Regions from separate parts of the Mus musculus genome. Here region 2 is linked to region 1. Evidence: chromatin loops called from intact Hi-C (ENCODE). Cell type or tissue: gastrocnemius. All regions are shown on one strand. Each heading gives the region's core, and the rest is flanking DNA. Links, peaks and the distances in the headings are about the cores only. Region 1 overlaps Dio2 (deiodinase, iodothyronine, type II). Region 2 overlaps Cep128 (centrosomal protein 128).

The links. Hi-C counts contacts between places; a loop is a spot of excess contacts. Peaks named below come from ENCODE experiments on the same cell type or tissue, not always from the same donor. Only the 100,000 strongest peaks of a DNase experiment are listed, where the experiment ranks them.
Region 2: a loop joins it to region 1, with 5 times the contacts of the local background. A loop is called at or near these places in 33 of 42 quality-filtered maps.

Annotation. Positions count from the first base shown.
Region 1 is chr12:90,726,977-90,732,365 of GRCm38, forward strand. Dio2 (deiodinase, iodothyronine, type II) reads right to left here. Exons shown (of 2, transcript NM_010050.4): 2 at 1-3,014. The coding sequence ends at 2,448. Among named protein-coding and RNA genes, the nearest start is that of Gm26512, 8.5 kb to the right of the region's middle. In gastrocnemius, for the core only: a CTCF peak has its summit at 2,868 (motif pointing right); a DNase peak (open chromatin) is centred at 2,870.
Region 2 is chr12:91,311,891-91,317,279 of GRCm38, forward strand. All of the region lies in intron 10 of Cep128 (centrosomal protein 128), which reads right to left. Among named protein-coding and RNA genes, the nearest start is that of Cep128, 70 kb to the right of the region's middle. In gastrocnemius, for the core only: a CTCF peak has its summit at 2,517; no DNase peak of the experiment used is centred there; H3K27ac peaks cover 1,207 bases.

The sequences.
Region 1 (5,389 bases), core at 122-5,121:
TGAGTGACTTCTTGTTAATTTTACAAAAGGCACGTCGTAGGAATTCATAGCAGTTTGCATTGAGATAAATAGGTTATACAATTACAGGCTTATCATACCTGGGAGACCAACCCATTCTACACAGTGTAAGATTCCTGAGCTCTGCTAATCACTTTCTTCCTGGGCCCTTCAAGGGTTTTTCTTCCAGTGTTTTGGACATGCTCTATTGAACACGTCTGCGTCCCTGACAGTCAGCCTAGATCTTTGTATAGTTGCTTCCTCTTCTTCCTTCCTCCATTGGCCTATTCTCCAAAAGGCAAATGGTACACGCACACAACCTTCTCTTTCTTTAAAAATGTAGCACAACTGGGTGATTTTTTTTCCCCATTATCCCTTTTCCCCAGACAACTAGCATGGCGTTAGCCAAAACTCATCCCCCCACCCACTCTCTGACTTTCTGCTTCGCTATCACACGTGGAAACCAAAGGGGTCATTTGCGGACGACGGTGTGGGTGTGGGGCAGCCAATTTTCCATTTTACTTCTTTAGGGAGCCACATCAATCGCAACAGCATTTTGAAGATGAAGATGAGTGAGGGATCGCTCATAAGCCTCAAGTGAAGGCCTTGACATCTGAAGAGTCTGAAGTAATCGATCTTCAATATGATTCTACAGAAGTTCATTAGACACTGTTGCATTTTGGGAATTCACTGTGTTTCCTTGTGGGTGTGTCTTTTACAGAATTTAAAACACTGGAGAACTTAGATGCTGCCAAAAACATTAGCCATAGTGCTGCTTCCATGACTAAACAATATATGGGTTAGCGATCTGACTTATTTCTTGCTCCCATTTTTAAAAACAAGACTCTTGTTTTATGCATACCCACTTCCTATTTTCCACATTTGCGACAATATATTTTAACAATGTACTTTTAAATTTCAATTGTCTTTTTCCAAATAACTCAATATTATGGTTTAATTATTGAATGGAATAGACATAAGACCCTTGATTTGGCATGTAACTATAACCATATGTTGAGATCTTAATGTCTTTGAGTTTAAAAAATAATTACAATACATTGGTTGATCTGTTGGTGTGTTTTGGTTTTGGGTTTTTTGTGGAGTGTTTTTTATGTTGTGATCTTTAGGTATTGCTTGTAGGTACAGCTGTGTCTCTTGTATTTTAAGAGATATGTATTCATATCTAGTTTTTATCATAGGTATGTACACAGCTATTAAGTGTCAACTAATGGGTTAATCCCAGTTGAACAAAAAAGAACCAAGTCCAAATTCAAATGTCAAAGGAAATTCCATTTAACCAAATTCCTGTGGTACCAAGAATAAGCTTGTGTAAGCCCTCAAAACTATAGGTAGAGATTCTCAGAATAAATTGCTCTCATGTTTATGTGAAGAAATCCCTTATCATTACAGTTCTTTTACTGGAGGAGAAGGCAGAAACTGAATGGTTAGTGTACCTGCCTCTTACACCCTTCACTCAGCACCCAAAGAAAACAATGCTACAGAGGTTAGGAATGGAGCTGGGTGTAGCATTGTGACTGTAGGAATTTGGCAGGAACAACACATCAGCACCAGACCCCCTGGAGTTTTCTCTGAACGGATATTATCCACTGAAATGGGTATATCTCAATTAGTCCCATAAAGTACTTCTCTCCACATTAAAAACGTTCACCTATCTTTGCCATCGCCCACTTCCTTTCAGTGTAGGAATATTGCTACACATCTCCTTTCCGTGTGCATCCTGCCCGTGCTACTTTTAGTTATCGCCTTTGTTTTCCCAGCTGTGTACATGCCTCAATGCTGATGCTGTTGAACAACACTCATTACCTACAGCTTCCAGGTAAAAACACTATGCGATTTCCTCATCTTTCTGCTTCCTCTGTCTTTGCTTGTCACACTTGGGAATTCGGGGCTACAGAGACTAACCGGGACATTGCATGGCTGGAACTAACACTTCAGTCCTAACTGCATGGCATGGCTTCAAGATCACATCGTAAGTATGTATCTGGGGGACTTTCCAGTTGGGTTTGTTTCTGGTGACTAAAGCTGAGACAATACACTTAATCAGATCATAGGTAGTAGCTCCCTTAACAATAAGTATTCTGAGAACTTATGGTCCTCTGGTCCCAGAGCACACGCAGGACAGAATCACTTCTTTCGCAAGCAAGAATGAATACAGGCTGCAACAGGGTTTCTTGCACTCCAGTTTGGATCAATTCGCTCAGAAGGGAGGTAAAAGGGCTGCTATTTAGCCAGATGTCATTTGTGTACTAGAGAAAGTATTGAGATGTTAAGAGGTTCAAGGTCTTCTGACAGGTGTGTCCCCGTCTTTCGGTGAGGCAATGGGATTCAGTTGAAATAATAGATTCAGTTCAGTTCTCAACTTCTTTTACATATTTCTTTAAAATAATAAACTCTATTACAATCACACTTGTATCCAGCTAATCTAGAATTCATCTCTTGCTGAAATTCTTCTCCAGCCAACTTCGGACTTCTTGTAGGTTATAGCTGAAGGGGCCCTTCCCTCCTAAGTAAGCAATTTTCCGTCTCTGCACGATGCACACACGTTCAAAGGCTACCCCGTAAGCTACGTTGGCATTATTGTCCATGCGGTCAGCCACAACTTGACACTGGGGCGGCAAGGAGAAACGCTCCAGGAGCTGGTGAGCTGCTGCACATCGGTCCTCTTGGTTCCGGTGCTTCTTAACCTCAAAAGACAGAGAGGAGTCCCCAGGCACTGCCCAGCCATCCGAAGGGTGAGCCTCATCAATGTATACCAACAGGAAGTCAGCCACCGAGGAGAACTCTTCCACCAGCTGGCGGAAGGCTGGCAGTTGCCTAGTGAAAGGTGGTCAGGTGGCTGAACCAAAGTTGACCACCAGTGGGCGCTCTGCACTGGCAAAGTCAAGAAGGTGGCATTCGGCCCCATCAGCGGTCTTCTCCGAGGCATAATTGTTACCTGATTCAGGATTGGAGACGTGCACCACACTGGAATTGGGAGCATCTTCACCCAGTTTAACCTGATGGTGAACAGAGAAAAAGAAAAAGAAAAGAAAGAGAAAAAGAAAAAAGAATTAGCACACTAACACACTGCTGCTGTAATTTACTCTAAATAAAATGGGAGGGGACTGTGTGTGGATGTGTGTGTGGGGGGGTGTGGGTGTGTATGTGTAATGCATACTTATGAGTAAAGACTAGTCATGTCAGGCAATATAAAGGATGGTCAAGAGAAAATAAGTCTTTCATTCTTAATATTCATTAGTGGTAATTTTTTTCCATCTCTAAAGATACCAGAGTTAGCTATTTTCATAAATAAGTTGATTCTGGTTTTTTGTTTTGTTTTGTTTTGTTTGCTATTCTTACTTTTCTGTCAGTGCCTAGCAAGCATTATAGAATGAATGATTAATTGAGTTCGTTTTAAAAGTTAAAAGTAAATGGTTCACTTTAAGATAAATTATCTTGGTTTTGAAATAGAATGTCTCCTTCTGAATTCTAAAAGACTCAGGAAAGACCGGAGTTTTTACACACAGGCTTAATTTATTTTCTCTTTTCCCTCTTTTAAATAATAACTCCATTTATTTATTTACTAACTTACTCATTTAGTCTCCCCCCCCCCTCTCTCTCTCTCTGTGTGTCTGTCTGTCTGTCTGTATGTATGTATGTATGTATGTCTCATAACACTTGTGGTAGTCAGAGGACAACTTGTTGGAGTCAGTTCTCTCCTTCCACCATGTGGCTCCTTGAAATTCAAACTCAGCTCATCAGACTTGGCAGCAAGCATTACCCAGGGTGCCTGAAATGGCAACCCAATCTAAGTTCTTTCAAACAATGGATTAGAATACAAGTGGGTTCTGTGTCTGGGCAGAGCTGGACATTCTCTAATCCATCCTTTGTAAGTGTGATTCCTCCCACTTGTTCTGGTCAGTGTTTTCCCATCTGGAAAAAGTCAACCATCATGGCTGTTTTCCTTATGTGGATCTGGAGAGTGGGATGAGAATAGGAACTCTACATCTGACGGTGTGTAGATACGAGCCGCCATTGTCAGACATTACCCCATCATATGAGACACACTGCTACTCCTCTTGAGACATCCCATGCTCAAGATTAGAAAATAAAAATGAGCGAGTTGTTCTGTGAAGAGATTTATGCTCCCTTCTACAGGGTGCGACCTCTGCAGGTTCCTGTGACCACTGCTTACATTATACACACTATGGCTGGAACCTCAAATCTGCCTTTGAGAATCAAATAAGAAATTTTTCACTTTCCCTGTATTTGGGGTTTTCCCCTCAGTTTTATCTAGGAAGACCCAAACAAACCATGGATTTTTGCCATAGGATAAGTGATTAACAGAATAGTAAGTATTCAAATACGAGGCATGTTGACTTAAATTGTTCCATGCTCCCCCGCAGCACATGGTTTACATAGTTGATCGTAGAATTCTGAAAAGTTAGTGGCCTTTGGATCTGTAAACTGATAATAAAAAGCAGGCAACAGAAAAGAGCCAATTACTTCATTCTGAATTAGCTCAATTGGATTTCCCTCTAGGATGGTTTAATCAAAGCTAATACCATTAGGGACAGCTTACAACAGTTCAATTGATTTTTATACACTATCCTTAATATTACAAAACTCTTCCAACTGGATTGACTTTCTTCTCTCATATAAATAGTCACATATAAAACTGCTGTTAATTGAAGCCACTTAAAAGTGAATCACAGGAGAGCAGTGGGAGCACGGATGTAAAGCACCCAGTGGTCTCGTTCAGGTGCTTTAGTGTCACAACGTAGCTATTTCCACCGAGAAAGAATCAAAGTTCCTTCTTTCTCAAAACTTTTTGCAGGGCAGGTGTGAAATAGGTACTATTCATTGTCCAAAAGTAATTTTAAAATCATAAACTTGGATTTTATTTAAATAGTATATTTTGATCTAGTAGCAACCAGCAGTCATGTGTTACTTACATGAATAATCTTGGCCATTTTATAATCAACATTAAATAGAGAAATCTCATAATTTGCCTATGACCAGGTGATCTCATTGTTAATCCCACTCATCTTTGAAGCACTAAAGTACACCTTAAGCTTAAAGACATATATTTGAAGCACGTGATGAGCTTCAAAGTCTTGGGGTCTCTTGGCACACCTCCCAGATCAGGATCTGACTCCCCTTTGCATAGCACAGTGTCTCCAGGACTGCTTTGAATAATATTTGCCGAGCAGTGTTCCTCGACAGCCAGATATAAGAAGGTCTGGATGTGTTCTGAGGTGTGTGTTATAGAGACTTCTTGTGAGGTCACACACCCCTACACAGAGGGAAATTAGTCTCTGCACTGCATCCCAGTGAAATAGTCCCCTGCAATTTGGAGCCATCATTACTTTGGAGCCATCCCTTTAAACGA
Region 2 (5,389 bases), core at 209-5,208, 590 kb after region 1:
TAGCCAGTAAATAATCGAGGGGCACAACTCACACCCACAGAAACACTCCCCAGACCAATTGGAAAATACTAAGCCCCAGCAGAAATATGGGATCTCCCAAGCACAAGCGTTGCCACAAAGGGCCCAAAACAATAACGTTTTGCCCTCCGGTGTCCTCTACAGCCCGTGCATACCTAGAAATACTGCCTTACAAAATGTATGAAGAGGACCCAAAGGCAAGGCAGTATCATAGGTAATGTTAAACCCATGGCTGCCAACACAGCACCCAGGACATAGCATACGACAGTGCTCGCCAAATGAATATCATACTAAGTGGTACTCTGAGGATACTGGATACAGCATTCATTCTTTCAATCAATCATTCATTCATTCATTCATTCCATGAACACCTAGCTTGGACTTACTATTCCTCAGGCATTGTTATAGGAATTGAGATAGGACCATAAGCAGAAGCCATGAAGAGCCCACCCTCAAAGGCTGGTTAGGGGACAGAAAGGTGACAATAGTGGAAAAGTATTGTTAAAGAAAAAAGAAATAGCCGGGCGTGGTGGCACACCTTTGATCCCAGCACTTGGGAGACAGATAGAGACAGGCGGATTTCTGAGTTCGAGGCCAGCCTGGTCTACAGAGTGAGTTCCATGACAGTCAGGGCTACACAGAGAAACCCTGTCTCAAAAAACCAAAAAGAAAAAAGAAAAAAAAAAGAAAAAAGAAAAAAGAAATAAATGTAACAAACTCAGAAGGGAAGGAGGGCATTTTTCTTGGATAGTTACTAAAGGCTTTCTGAAGTAGCATTCGAAAGGAAAGGCAGGCATAAGCCACACAACTATTTCAAAAATCAACTTCATGTCTCTGAAAACAGGAAGTACAAAAGTCCAAAGGCAGAAAGTGCAGAGCATGCCCACAGAAGGGCAGAAGCCCAGCATACGTGACAGTGATGGCTCTGACTTCCCTGTGGGAACATGACTGAACTTGCAAAGGCCATCTCTCCACCATATGAGTTCAGGAGACCAAAATCAGGTTATCCCACTTTACACCGAGCATCTGTACCGCTAAGCCATCATGCTGGCCTGAGGTCACTGTAACTGTCCTACCATTCACGAGGGTGAGAATAACTGAACACTGCAGTGAGAAGAAACCAGGAACCAGATTCAAGGGACTTTTAGTGTGAGGCTTTTAAATTTGTTGTAACTGTGACAAAAGAAGAATGTGACATCATCTGCATGCCACGCAGGTGACAAAGAGGTAAGACTTGAGGCCAGCGGCCTTCTCTGTTTGCACAAGCAGAAGACAGCAGCAGAGGCAACAGTCAGTAGCAGTTACAAAGCCGATAGAGCCAACTTTCATAATTATTTTTAAATCAGAGTTGACAAGGTGTGAAGAATGAGAGAAAAACAGACAACAAAGACAGCAGACACTCAGTTCTCAACACTTAAAAGTGCATCTAACATCAGGATGATTATCCGTCTTCCTTAGAAGATGCATGGTCTGTTTCTTGTCTTTCTTTGGATGAAAGACACACAAAAATTAAGCTCCAGCGCCTTCTGAAGAAGCCCGTAGGTCAGAGGGGGCAAGAACGGGAGAGCAGAGCTGCGGGGCCCAAGTCTGTGCAGACACTGCGCTGTGAGCGTCAACATCAGTGTGACTTGATCCTCATCCAAGCGTGGCCGGAGAGGCCATGGAAACCTCATTCTCAGGTCACACGTTCTAAGCCTGTGTGCTTTCTCCCATCCCAGCTCCATCAATTGAGTAAAGAACCTTACAGCTCTGAACAGGGCTTGAAAGCTTCACCGCAAATGGACGATGATTACAAATAATTTGTTCCTCCCCTCCTGAGCAATAATTAGAACCTGTTTCAGTATGTGACAAAAAGAATTAACAGATCTTAATAATAGAAATCAATTAAATGCACTAAGCAGTAAACCATGTCTGTTTATCAAGGAAAAATGAGACTCACTGAAGGAAAATTGAACAGTGCTAATTACAGGAACAAAGGTAAATGGTACAAGGTACAAAAGGGGTCATGAGTAAGAGAAAGACACAATGTTAGGAAAAGGCTCGTGTGAGATGCGACTATAGAAAACAGGGGTGTCTAGGATGCTGGCTTAAAGCTCGGACACGTTAAAGTGGAAAAGAATCAGGAATATATATAAAATTAACTCTCATATCAAAAGCTGGTCTCCGCCTTTCTGCAACTAAACAGACTAACTCCTTCATAAAGGAAAGGATGGGAGGAGGCAGGGAGTGAGGGAAGCCTGGATCCGGAGTATTAAAGCAGCAACAAGTGAGCTCCAGACTCCACGTAGCATATGTAATCCCTGAATTTTTCCAAACAGTGTGAATCTATACAGTTTCAATTTTAAAATGACAAATAATGATATTGTTTTTAATTGTGAGACTGATGTCAAGGACAGTTTACAGAAATGCTAAGAGCTGGGATGTATAGTCTGTAGGGAATCCATCTTAAGCCAACCTGGAGCTTGAAGAAATAATGCCTACTGATGGTTCAATACTGACGACTAGTGGTCAAAAACAATACACCAAGTCCTTAGCCAGCGTTTATCCTACCACCGTTTTTTATCAACTAAATTTAAAACACTAGACACAAACGACATGAAAGTTTTCATTTGAAACATTCAGGAAAAAAAAGAAAAACACTAAGGAAAAGAACAGAACTGTATCCAAGGTCCCTTACGTTTTTATTCCGAAGCCCACATGGTGAGCACACGTCTGAAGTCTCAGCAAGATCAAGAACTCCAGATTAGCCTTGTTATGTGTTAAGACTGTCCATTATTTAGATAGTGTTCCAAAACAGAATCTACTTGGGATCTGCCGTTGAACTATAGAAGAAACAAGTCTTTGTGCCATCTTATCTACAATCTTGGAACTGAACGATCTCCCACAAATACTGTACCAAAGAGGTCTTACTTGTAGAATCCATATACCTGGGGTAACTCCATTCTAAGCTTTCAACTACTATGACATACTGAAATAGCAAACAATTCTCCTAATAGCATGAGACTTCAGATAGATGAGCGTCAATATAATGTCAGGTCTAGCAGCCTGCTATGGGGATCGTGTTATTTATATAATATTAAATTGTGGTTGATTATGTTCATAGGGTTCTAGCTCTGACATTGAACCATTTCATATTAAATCTCAATGAAGTAGAGTTCACCTTCGCCTGCTCTGGAAAAGCCTCTTAATGGAGATCGTCTCTCCCAAAGTGTTACATGCAGCAAGGATCATTTACATCTGAAAATAACGCTCATCTGCTCAGCAGCTGTTGGCAGCATAACAGCATACTACGTGAATGACCTGGTACTTGGAGTCCCAGGACAAGAGTAGACGGGAGTGACCTGGTGTTTGGCAGAGGAAACCACATTCTAGGGAAGAAGACATACAACCACACAAGCAAGCAAGCAGCGGCTACAGTTTGTGTAATATGCCATGGCACTCAAGAGTGAGGCACTGGGAGGCTATGTTAGAAAGAGAGGAAGTGTACAAAGTCCTACCTGATGATGGCAAGAACGTCAGGTTCGCTAAACTGGAATGTAAATGAATGAATGAATGCCCCGATAAGATAGGAAAAACCACTCTGGTTAAGGCAGCTTTGCAGAATAGCATATTCAAGTAGGTAAGCTTAAGTTTTTAGACTAAAGCTGGAAAGATGGCTCCGTTGGTCAGGTGCTCACATGAACATACAGACAGAGATACATTCCCTACAGCACTCAGAAGAAAGACGGGTTCAGCAGCACATGCCTATAGCTACCGATGAGGTCAGATTGGGATTTCCAGGGCTTGCTAGCTGACCAGACTCTTGAATGGGTCAGCTCTAAGTTCAGAAAGAGATCCTGTCTCCAAAACTAAAGTGGACAGTGATTAATGACACCTGAAACTCCCTTGGATCTCCAAATATACACACATGTGCAGGCACACCTGCATGTGCTTGCTCACGCGCGCACACACACAGACACACTCAAATGTACACACACTTTTTATCAAATGATTTTATTTATTTATATTCTAAATGTTGCCATGTACAGACATTGTTAAAAATGTGTAACATCCATTAAAGATGGAAACAATCTAAAACTGCAAAGTCATAATCTAAAACTGCAAAACAATCCATAGAAAAGGGTAGCAGGAAAAAAAGATGACAGATAATAACATTTCCAACATATCAATACGGCTGAACTTACCTAATGAGGTTGCTTTAAGGCCAGTGGTAAAGTTCTTATGAGGAAAGTGGGAAGAAAGATTAAAATAAAGAAAACAAAAAGCATGCACAAATACAGAAACCTTGATAGAAACTCACTAAGAGCCAGGCATGTGGTGCATGTCTTTAATCCCAACACTCACTCCAGAGATATAAGTACAAGGAGACAGCTCTCTGCGAGTTCAAGAAGAGAGCTACACAGTGAGACTCTGTCCAAAAACAACAACAACTATAATAAAAACAACCTACCACTATGTAAGCTTTTAAAAACAACTGACTGTGATATTAAAATATTCAAGAAACCACAAACACCAACTAAAAAAGGCAATACTGACAAAAATTACGGAGGTAAATTGAGCCTGATATATTAAATAGGAATACAGGAGAATAGAAACAAAATTGACAAATGAGACCTACACAATTTACATAAGTATCTGTGTCTCCTACAGATTCACACACAAAATGTTGGACCCAAGCAAGGGAGAAAATCAGGTACTGGTTTTATTGAGTCCTTAACCATGAGACCAAAACACCAAGGAACTAGGTCCAAATGCAAGTGACAATAAATTCCAAAAAAAAAAAAATTAAAAATACTTTGTTTTTTAAAGCTAGGTTTAAAAACTATGGTTGGCCAGTGGTGGCGCATGCCATTAATCTCAATACTTGGAAGGCAGAGGCAGGTGGGTCTCTGTGAGTCTGAGGCCAGACTGATCTACAGAGTAAGTTACAGGACAGCCAGAGCTACAGGGAAACCCTGTCTTGAGGGGAGGAAAAAAAAATATATATATATATACACACACACACACATACATACACACACACACACACACACACACACACACACACACACATACACACACACACATATGCATATAAAGAGATGCTGAAAATTCCAAACAGACATAGAGAAATTTGCAATAGTCACTATAATGGATTTAGAAGGAAAGTATCCTAAGAGAACAGCACATCAAAACATAGTTTGGTGATAAATTTAAAGTATTTATTTTTAAAGAAACACATTTAATGCCCAAGCCTAGAAAATAAAATGGAACAATCTTTTTAAAATAGAACAGGTCATAGGTCTTTTTTTCCATGAAAGTGGGAAAGGTATATCTAATAATACTAATGACTATAGCTGCTTTATAAATCAATACGCTGTATAAACCAAGT